Regions from separate parts of the Homo sapiens genome. Here region 1 is linked to region 2. A link is a contact called in ENCODE Hi-C or POLR2A ChIA-PET data. All regions are on one chromosome and are shown on one strand. The core of a region is the stretch at or near the end of the contact, and the rest is flanking DNA. Distances in the headings are between cores, read along the strand shown. Region 1 has its middle 18 kb from the start of KIFC1. Region 2 holds the start of HCG24 (HLA complex group 24).

What was found. Hi-C counts contacts between places; a loop is a spot of excess contacts on that map. ChIA-PET counts read pairs that join two places held with the same protein, here RNA polymerase II (POLR2A).
Region 1: a loop to region 2 is called in a map of CD4-positive, alpha-beta T cell, with 2.1 times the contacts of the local background. The contact joins the enhancer-like site here to the promoter of HCG24 in region 2. A Hi-C loop is called at or near these places in 1 of 168 maps with a recorded cell type or tissue (CD4-positive, alpha-beta T cell). POLR2A ChIA-PET finds 5 or more read pairs at or near these places in 2 of 52 experiments (B cell and naive thymus-derived CD8-positive, alpha-beta T cell).

What each region holds. Positions count from the first base shown.
Region 1 is chr6:33,371,670-33,376,752 of GRCh38, forward strand. No RefSeq gene overlaps it. Among named protein-coding and RNA genes, the nearest start is that of KIFC1, 18 kb to the right of the region's middle. RefSeq lists an enhancer at 3,670-4,170. Within about 2 kb of position 3,707, at least 23 of the 41 ENCODE cell types and tissues checked have a DNase peak (open chromatin) inside an H3K27ac peak, as active enhancers do.
Region 2 is chr6:33,140,187-33,145,162 of GRCh38, forward strand. HCG24 (HLA complex group 24) reads left to right here and starts at 3,138. Exons shown (of 3, transcript NR_138084.1): 1 at 3,138-3,408; 2 at 4,668-4,760. LOC105375021 (a long non-coding RNA gene) reads right to left here and starts at 3,248. Exons shown (of 5, transcript NR_190905.1): 1 at 3,038-3,248.

The DNA.
Region 1 (5,083 bases), core at 2,457-4,956, 230 kb after region 2:
CATGAGGTCAGGAGATTGAGACCAAAAAAAAAAAATTTTTTTGAGACAGAGTACTCTGTCACCCAGGCTGGACTGCAGTGGTGTGATCTTGGCTCACTGCAACCTCTGCCTCCCCAGTTCAAGGGATTCTCCTGCCTCAGCCTCCCGAGTAGCTGGGATTACAGGTGCCCACAACCATGCCTGGCTAATTTTTGTATTTTTAGTAGAGATGGGGTTTCGCCATGTTGGCCAGGCTGGTCTCGAACTCCTTACCTCAGGTGATCTGCCCATCTCGGCCTCCCAAAGTACTGAGATTACAGGCGTGAGCCACCACACCTGGCCTCTAAGAACTCTTTTTTTTTTTTCCGAGACGGAGTCTTGCTCTGTCACCCAGGCTGGAGTGCAGTGGCCCGGCCATAAAAACTCTTGAACAAGAATGGATGGGGGCTGGGCACGGTGGCTCATGCCTGTAATCCTAGCCCTTTGCTGAGGTTGGCAAATCACTTGAGGTCAGGAGTTGGAGACCAGCCTGGCCAACATAGCAAAACACTGTCTCTACTAAAAATACAAAAAGTAGCCAGGCGTGGTGGAAGGTGCCTGTAATCTCTGCTACTCAGAAGGCTGAGGCTGGATAATCCCTTGAACCCAAGAGGTGGAGGTTGCAGTGAGCCGAGATCTTGCCATTGCACTCTGGCCTAGGCAACAGAGTGCAACTGCCTCTCAAAAGAAAAAAAAAAAGAATTGATGGGTTGGCAGGGTACTGACACTTGGAGGTGCTGGGAGGGTGGTGCCCAGATGGGCCATGGAAGCGCCAAGCCTCTTCCTCCCAAAAGCTCACCCTATGCATCTTTTAAATCCAGCTATTCATCTATATCTTTAAAACGTCCTGCATAATTAAGTGATAAACGTGTTTCCCTGAGTTCTGTTAGCAATCCTAGCAAATTATGAAGCCAAGGAGGGGGTTGTAGGAACCCTGATTTATAGCAGGTTTGTCAGAAGCACAGATCACAGCCTTGGTCTTGGAATTGGCATCTAAAGTGGGAGGCAGTCTTTTGGGACTCAGCCCTCCCCCTGTGGAATCTGATACCATCTCCAGGTAGCTAGTGGCTGAATTGAATCAAATAGGCCACTCAGTATTTGCTGGATAGTTAACTGTTTGGTGTGTGGAGAAAAAGTCCCATACATCTGGTCACAAGTGTTTTGTGTTGTGTGAGCAGACAGGGAGGGTCTTCAGGGATTACAGAAATTTAATCACCCTGAGCAATTGGCTTGTTTTACAGCCTCCTGCCGTGCAGCCTCTTTTTTCCTAAACCCTGTGTTGACTGCAGTCACCTAGTTGGTTAAAACTGGCTCCTGGCAGACCCCAGAAACTTGTAGATAAACCTGAGTGAAAGTTCCTCATTACCATGCTGAAATCTCCATCCTGGGAGGAGCTGTGGCTTCATTCTCATAGCATGTGACCTGTGTGCGGGCGTGAGGATTCACTGTGTTTCCAAAACTGGGACCCCTCCTCTACATGCAATGAGGCACCCTCTCCCCTCCCCATCACCCCCTAAAATCCTCCTGTCACTTCTCTCCGGGAGACACTGCTTTGAAGAATCCTCCCAGTGCTCTCCTTACTTGTAATTAAACTCCTGTTGATTAAAACCTGCCTTGTGGAGAGTCATTTGTTATTTGCCAGGCAAACAAACCCTGTTTTTTTTCAGGTAACAAGAGTATGGTGGAAGAAAACAGTTTAGGTCAGGCACAGTGGTGCATGCCTATAATCCCAGCACTTTGGGAGGCCGAGGCAGGTGGGAGGAACACTTGAGCCCAGGTGTTGGAGACCAGCCTGGGCAACATAGTGAGACACCCCCCAACTCCACCCCCATAAAAAAAAAAAGAAAAAAAGATGTAATCCCAGCACTTTGGGAGGCTGAGGCAGGCGGATCACTTGAGGTCAAGAGTTGGAGACCAGCCTGGGCAACATGGTGAAACCCCGTTTCTATTCAAAATATAAAAAAATTAGCCAAGCATGGTGGTGGGCGCCTGTAATCCCAGCTACTCCAGAGGCTGAGGCAGGAGAATTGCTTGAACCCGGGAGGTGGAGGTTGCAGTGAGCCGAGATCCTGCCATTGCACTCCAGCCTGGGTGACAGATCGACACTTAGTCTCCAAAAAAAAAAAAAAAGAGGCCAGGCACAGTGGCTCACACCTGTAATCCTAGCACTTTGGGAGGCCGAAGCGGGTGGCTCACCTGAGGTCAGGAGTTTGAGACCAGCCTGGCCAACATGGTGAAACCCCATCTCTACTAAAAATACAAAAATTAGCCGGGTGGGGTGGCACGGGCCTGTAATCCCAGCTACTTGGGAGACTGAGGCAAGAATTGTTTGACCCGGGAGGTAGAGGTTGCTGTGAGTTGAGATCGTGCCAATGCACTCCAGCCTGGGTGACAGGGTGGGACTCTGTCTCAAAAAAAAAAAAAAAAAAAAAAGTTTGTGTTTACAGTTGTATAAGGAAGTGGTGTCTGTGAGGTTTGCTGAGGCTCAGAAATTAATACCCCAAAATATGCCAACATGCTGAACTGAAGAAGAAACTTCAAGGTTTCTCTGACCTCTCTTCTCAACCAGCTCTCCCACAGGCAGGATGAGTTATTCTCTGAAGTTCCTTTATCTGCTTCAAGTCCAGACATACCACAAAGAATAATTGTTTTCTCTTCCCCTCCCTGTAAGATCAGGAATGGAATCACACCTGAGCAGGTCCTTTCCCAAAAGAGTCTGTCTCTCAGCTCATTCACATTCCACAGGGAACTATTCAAAACTCAATCTCTATCTCTGGGCCCATTCATTCTCCCTAATAATCGCCTATGGCCCCTCAAGAGAATTCCTGTTCCCTATCCCATAACCTGTTTTGCCAGGATGGTAAATAAGCTCCTGAACCCTGTTGTGGATTGGTTAATCACTCTGTGGTTCTCTCTGTGTACACATTAATCCATTTATATGCCTCTTCTCCAATGCACCTTTTTTTTTTTTGTTTTGTTTTGTTTTGTTTTTTGGACAGACTCTTGCTCTGTCGACAGGGCTGGAATGCAATGGCACAATCTCAGCTCACTGCAACCTCCACCTCCTGGGCTCAAGTGATTCTCCTGTCTCAGCTTCCCGAGTAGCTGGGATTACAAGCACACGCCACTGTGCCCAGCTAATTTTTATATTTTCACCATGTTTCCAGGCTGGTTTTGAACTCCTGACCTCAGGTGATCCACCCGACTCAGCCCCCCAAAGTGCTGGGATTACAGATGTGAACCACCGTGCCCAGCCTGCATCTATCTTTCGTGAGTTAATTTTCCAGCCAACCTTCAGAGGGCGAAAGGGAAGTTTTCCTTTGGCCCATACAGGTTCATTATAGCTATTCTATGTAGTTTTCTACTTAAGTATGTCATAATTTCAAAAGAGAAAAAGAGAAGGGAGAAAATTGTTCTAAGCTTTCAATGTGAAGGCCTGGCACTTTTAAAGAATAACAGCTTCTGTGGCCAGACTTTTAGTATCAGTATGGACTTTCCCTGGAGAAGTCCAGCCAGATGGGCAGACTGGGCAGATGCTTATACTGATTAGCTAGATTTAGCTAATGGGCAGAGCCGTCACAATGCACTGGTTGAAATGGTGCAAAAAAATAATGTAAGGCTTTTTTTTTTTTGGTACAGGATCTGGCTCTGTTGCCTATGCTGGAGTACAGTTGCTCAATCTTGGCTCACTGTAACCTCCGTTTCCTGGACTCATGCCATCCTCTCGCTTCAGCCTTCTGAGAAGCTGGGACTACAGGAATGCACCATCACACCCGGCTAATTTTTGTATTTTTTGTAGAGATGGGGTTTCACCGTGTTAACTAGGCTGGTCTCATAACCGCCCAATGTGTTTACCTTGCCCGCTGCCTAGACAGAGCCGATTTCTCAAGACAGAGGAATTGCAATATAGAAAGAGTAATTCACGCAGAGCCTGCTGTGTGGGAGACAGGAGTTTTATTATTACTCAAATCAGTCTGCCCAAGAATTCGAGGAGCAGAGTTTGTTTTTGTTGTTGTTGTTTTGTTCTGTTTTTTGAGATGGAGTCTCTCTCTGTCACCCAGGCTGGAGTGCAATGGCAAAATCTTGGCTCACTGCAACCTCCACCTCCCAGGTTCAAGTGATTCTCCTGCCTCAGCCTCAGTAGCTGGGATTACAGGCCTGTGCCACCATACCCAGCTGATTTTTGTATTTTTAGAGACAGGATTTCACCAAGTTGGCCAGGCTGGTCTTAAACTCCTGACCTCAGGTGATCCACCTGCCTCAGCCTCCCAAAGTGCTGGGATTAGAGGCACGAGCCACCTCGCCCAGCCTGGGGAGCAGAGTTTTTAAGGACAACTTGGTGGGTCAGGGGAAGCCAGTGAGCCAGGAGTGCTGATTGGTCAGAGATGAAATCATAGGGAGTCTAAGCTGTCTTCTTGCGCTGAGTCAGTTCCTGGGTGGGGGCCATAAGATCAGATGAGCCAGTTAATCAATCTGGGTGGTACCGGCTGATCCATCAAGTGCAGGGTCGACAAAATGTCTCAAGCACTGATCTTAGGAGATGTTTAGGGAGGGTCAGAATCTTGTAGCCTTCACCTGCATGACTCCTAAACCGTAATTTCTTTCTTTCTGTTTTGTTTTCTTTTTTTTCTTGAGACAGAGTTTCGCTCTTGTTGTCCAGGCTGGAGTGCAATGGCGCAATCTCGGCTCACTGCAATTTCTGCCTCTGGGGTTCAACCCATTCTCCTGTCTCAGCCTCCTGAGTAGCTGGGATTACAGGCACATGCCACCACGCCCAGCTACTTTTTGTATTTTTAGTAGAGATAGGGGTTCATGATATTGGTCAGGCTGGTCTCGAACTCCTGACCTCAGGTGATCCGCCCGCCTCTGCCTCCCAAAGTGCTGGGATTACAGGCATGAGCCACTGCACCCAGCCTAAACCATAATTTCTAATCTGTGTTAGTCCTACAAAGGCAATCTAGTCCCCAGGCAAGAAGGAGGTCTGTTATTGTCTTTGTTTTAAAGGGCTATTAAAACAAAGGGAAAGGGCTATTATTGTCTTTGTTTTAAATTATAAACCAAGTTT
Region 2 (4,976 bases), core at 1,888-4,387:
AAGTAAAGTAACTCACCCAAGTCACACAACTCCTGGTAGAAACAAAATTGCGTAGTCCCCCTACCCCATTCCCATAGGATCTCAGAACCCCTACAGGACCAGACATAAAAAATACTGATATAGCCACAGAGAAAGGCAGGGAAGTAGGGAGATGAAATAAAAATCTTTCAGGGAAAAAAATAATGAAGGACATGAAAAGACCTCCAGAGTAAGTCTTAGTGCTATTTATAGACTTCAAGTTATGTTCTTACTTTTAGAATAAAAATGGTACCTTATATAATTTTATCAAAACACTTTCATTTTAAGTCATAGTAAATTTAAAAATGTTGTCATGCACATAACATTCACAAAATGTTCTTGTTGAATGTATATTTTCAAGTGTAGTTCTACCTGGAAATAAAAGTTGTTGCATTTGAAACACCTATGGGATAGTATCTTAGCTTTACCTGATGTATAAGACGCAGCAAAAGGTTGACAACAAAAAAGTCTATTACTATTACAGTAAAAGAATAAAGATGAGAGAGCATGGAGTCCAGCCTGGAAGAGGAAGTGAGGCGAAATGACACTGCATGGTTGTTGGTCCTAAGCAAGGATTTCCCCTCCAAGCCCAACACGGGGAAAACCAGTCCTCTCCTTGGATGCGTCAAGTGACGGCAAGTTCAGTGTCACACACGGATGTTGAGGGTCCTCCACTGAGTTTATGGGCTAGAGAATTACTCACCTACAGAAACGAAGCCCAAAGAAAAAACAGATGAAAAACATGATATACAAGCTGTGCTACAGAGATGTCGTTTGTTCACCTTAGGTTACTTTGTTTTTATTATATTCACAAAGCCTAAAACTAAAGGTCCGTGCATTTTAAAGCAAATTCCACCTTCAAATGTTAATTTTCATTCTGTTAAATAAACACTCATTGTGAATTTTCACTCTTTAGGCACTAAGGATGTAACTCAGAAGACCTGGGCCTTGTCCTCAAGCTGCTTGAAATCCAAAATCCAAAGAGACAAAGAAAAGAAGATTGCTACATGTGTATTTTATTTTGTGTTTTTTAATCTTTTATTTCCATAGGTTATTTTGATCACCACTGAGTACCATAAGATATACACTGGAGCCACTCAGGAGCATAAAGAGGGCATTTTTGAAAAATGAGATTTAGGAAAGGTTCCTAGGGATAGTGTTTACCTGAGGTTAGCAAAACAGAGAAAGGGGAAATGACATGTCCAGCAGGAGAAGCAGGCTCAGGAGCAGAGAGGCATGAAGTTGCAAGGAGAACTGCAGTTCTTCAGTGTGACTGAAGCCAGGGGAGATGTGCGCCGGGCGGCACTGTAACCTGCCTTGTGTGCTGATGGCAGGTGTTTGCATTTTATCCCACAGGACATAGGAAGTTGTGAAGCATCTTAAGCAGGACAGTAACATGATGAGATTTGTGTTTGGAGGGGGCAGCAGTAGGGAGGATGGGTTGGAGGAGGCTGGTTTGAAAGCAAGACCAATAGGACTCTTCAGCCATCAGATGGGAAGTCATGAGGGTGTAGGCAGGGGCAGGAACATGGGGTGAGGCGGACAGCGGATGGGTTTGAATGGCAATAATGAAACGAAAAGCCACAGGAATCACTAAATCATGTGCCAGAAGTAGGGATATGAAGGAGTCCAGAATACCCAACGTGGAGAACTGGGGCATCAGTGACTGCAAAGGTAATGAAAAATGAAATAATCGAGAGAAGGTAAGATGTTCTGTTTGGAACATGCTTAGTTTGAATTTCTGTGGGAACAAATGGAGTTAATCTGAGGATAGTGAGCTAAATGGTTGGGTCCCAGGGTACACTAGGTTAGTGACACAGACTGGAAGGAAGCTCATTATAAGTGAAGTTCTAAATTTGGATCAGGTCACTCAAGAAAAGTACATAAAGTCAGAATAGCAAGGGTCTGAGTGTGTGCTCCTGCATCCAGACAAACACAGACATGAAAAAAGAGGCTGAAAAGGAGAAGACTAGAAAGTAGGAGGAAAACAAAGAGGAAGTGGGTTCATAAAAGACAACAGACAGGAGAAAACATCCAGGAAAGAGGAGCGGACGCATCACAAACACACTCATGACACACAAGAGATAGAGACAGAGAAGTGATCACTGGTTTGGGTTGTATAAAGGTCACCCTGAGAGCAGCATCAGAGACATGGGGAAGAAAAAGGGAGAATGCAGTGGGTTGAAGACTGAATGAAATGAGAGAGAGTCACTAACGGGCTGGGTGTGGTGCCCCACACCTGTAATCTTAGTGCTGTGAGAGGCTGAACAGGAGGATCACTTGAGGCCAGGAGTTTGAGACCAGCCTAGGAAATACAGTGAGACTCCATCTCTAAGGGGAAAAATATATATATATATATATATATATATATATAATTATCCAGGTGTAGTGACAGACACCTGTAGTCCCAGTTACCCAGGAGGCTGAGGTGTGAGGATCCCTTGAGCCTGGGAGTTCAAGGTTGCAGTGAACTGTGATCACGTGATTGCACTCCAGCCTGGGCAACAGAGCAGGACCCTGTCGAGAGAGAGAGAGGAGAGAGAGAGAGAAAAGAAGAAGAAGAAAAAGAAGAAGAAGAGGAGGAGGGGGAGGGAGAAAAGGAAGGAAGGAAGGAAGGAAAAAAACCCACATTGCAGACTCCTATTTGAGGAAGCTGACCTCTACAATCTACGAGAGAATCTCCAGAGGAGGTTGCCAAGCCCTGGCTCTTCTCTCTTCAGCGAGAGGACGTGGGGGAAAGGAGACATTTATGAATCTCTTTGAGTCTCAGTCTTTTCATTTCTAAAATTGTGTTAATAAAAGCCTTTCTGAAAATGGTGTTGTGAGGAAGGACATGAGGTTTGGCACTTAGGGGGTGTTCAGTAAATGGTGGTTATTATTGTTAGAATGAGAGAAAGCAAAAGAGAGCCTCAGGCAAAACAGTAAAGAACAGAGAAAACAGAACAGGAAAGAAAACAGCATCTGTGGGCTCCAGAAGCGCCCAGAGCCCCCACCCTCCCTCGCCCACCTGCGCACTCACCCCTGATGGCCCAGGTTCCGAGAGGCTAAGCAGGGCAGCCAGGGCCATGGCTCACAGGAGGATCCTGGCTCTGCGCTGGCTCCTTCAGTCTTTAGGGTGTATTGCAATGGCCACTGTGCGCCAGACCCCAAGGAGAAAATGAGGCGGCGCAGGGACGGAGGAGCTCCGAATCCAGCACTCCTTTCCCTACCCCTGTCCAGGGAGAAAGGCTGGAGATGAAACAGCCTGATGGGGCTCAACCAACCAGAATACATCAGAAGGGACGCCTCTGTGGCTGGGGAAGGAAGATGCTAGAGCTGCTGGGAGGAAGTGGGAGAATTGTCAGGCACCAGCATGGCCCAGGAAGCCCCTGACTACTGCAGAGTGTAGGGGTAAGTGAAGAAAACGAAAATTAGGACATCATAATCGCCTTCTTCTTAATGAGGAAATACATTACGCAAGTTGGGATTTTTTATTTGTAGTTACTTCTGTGAATGGATGATATTTCTTCACAATTTTACATTGATTCTTTGCATCATAAAGGAATTAATTTGTTACCATTTGATATTATATTGACTCTTTTATAGCTATGATAATTTTGGAGAAAATCTTTGATGTTTTCAAACATATAAGGAGAAGGAAATAATATTTAATTATTTAATTAGTAATTATTATTTTATTTCTTCTTCATATAAAAATGTGGTGAGGCTGGGCGCACAGCTGAATGAAATTTAAAAGAGTCAGCTGGGCATGGTGGCTCATGCCTGTAATCCCAGCACTTTGGGAGGCTGAGGCGGGTGGATCATCTGAGGTCAGTAGTTAGAGACCAGCCTGGCCAACATGGTGAAACCCCATCTCTACTAAAAATACAAAAATTAGCTGGGCATGGTGGCACGTGCCTGTAATCCCAGATACTCGAGGGGCTGAGGCAGGAGAATTACTTGAACCCAGGAGGTGGAGGTTGCAGTGAGCCGAGATCACACCATTGCAGTCCAGCCTGGGCAACAAGAGCAAAACTCCGTCTCAAAAAAAAAAAAAAAAAAAGAATGTGGTGATACAAAGAACCCCACTTTAAATTTTATGTTTAAGAACAATTTCTTTTTCTCCTTTATTTTCTGTGTGTGTGTGTGTGTGTGTGTGTGTGTGTGTGTGTGAGAGAGAGAGAGAGAGAGAGAAAGACAGACAGGGTCTCATTCTGTTAACCAGGCTGGAGTGCAGTAGTACGATCTCAGTTCACCATAGCCTGCACCTCCTGGGCTCAAACAATGCTGCCACTCAGCCTGCCCAGTAGCTGGCACCACAGGCACATGCCACCATGTGCCTGCATGTTAATTCATGTACTTCCTCTTTCCCAAGTTCTCTAGTTTATAGCATGTCCTTTCCTGAGGAACATAAATCACATGTTATTGTCTGCCTTTCATCCTGAGAGGAAGGAGATAATCACATGGCCATTTTATGCTTGAAGGATTTGGTGATCACTGGGTCCAATGAAGAGCCTCAGGATGAGTCAGTGTGGTTTTACCCAGGCATGGAGAAATTAACTTCTTGATGATGATCAAGTCTTCTTATTAAATAGGAGTGCAACTGATAGAGGATCTTCTTACATTTGCTTTATTTCATGGTGCTGCCCAAATTCATGCTGTACCCTCAGCAGCAAGGAGTGGGACCATTACTCCTGGCGTTCCCAGATGGAACAGACACCAAGCCTGGCTTTGCCACTGAACACAATACAGGACTGATAAAGGTCAGTTCTTAGGAATATGCTTCCCAAATGTAGAAATCAACATAAGATCCCAATTTTAAATAATAGGTATAATAGCATAATATATTATTTTATTTTATTTATTTAGAGATGGAGTCTCACTCTATCACCCAGGCTGAAATGCAATGGCATGATCTCAGCTTACTACAACCTCTGCCTCCAGGGTTCAGGCGATCCTCCCATCTCAGTCTCTAGAGT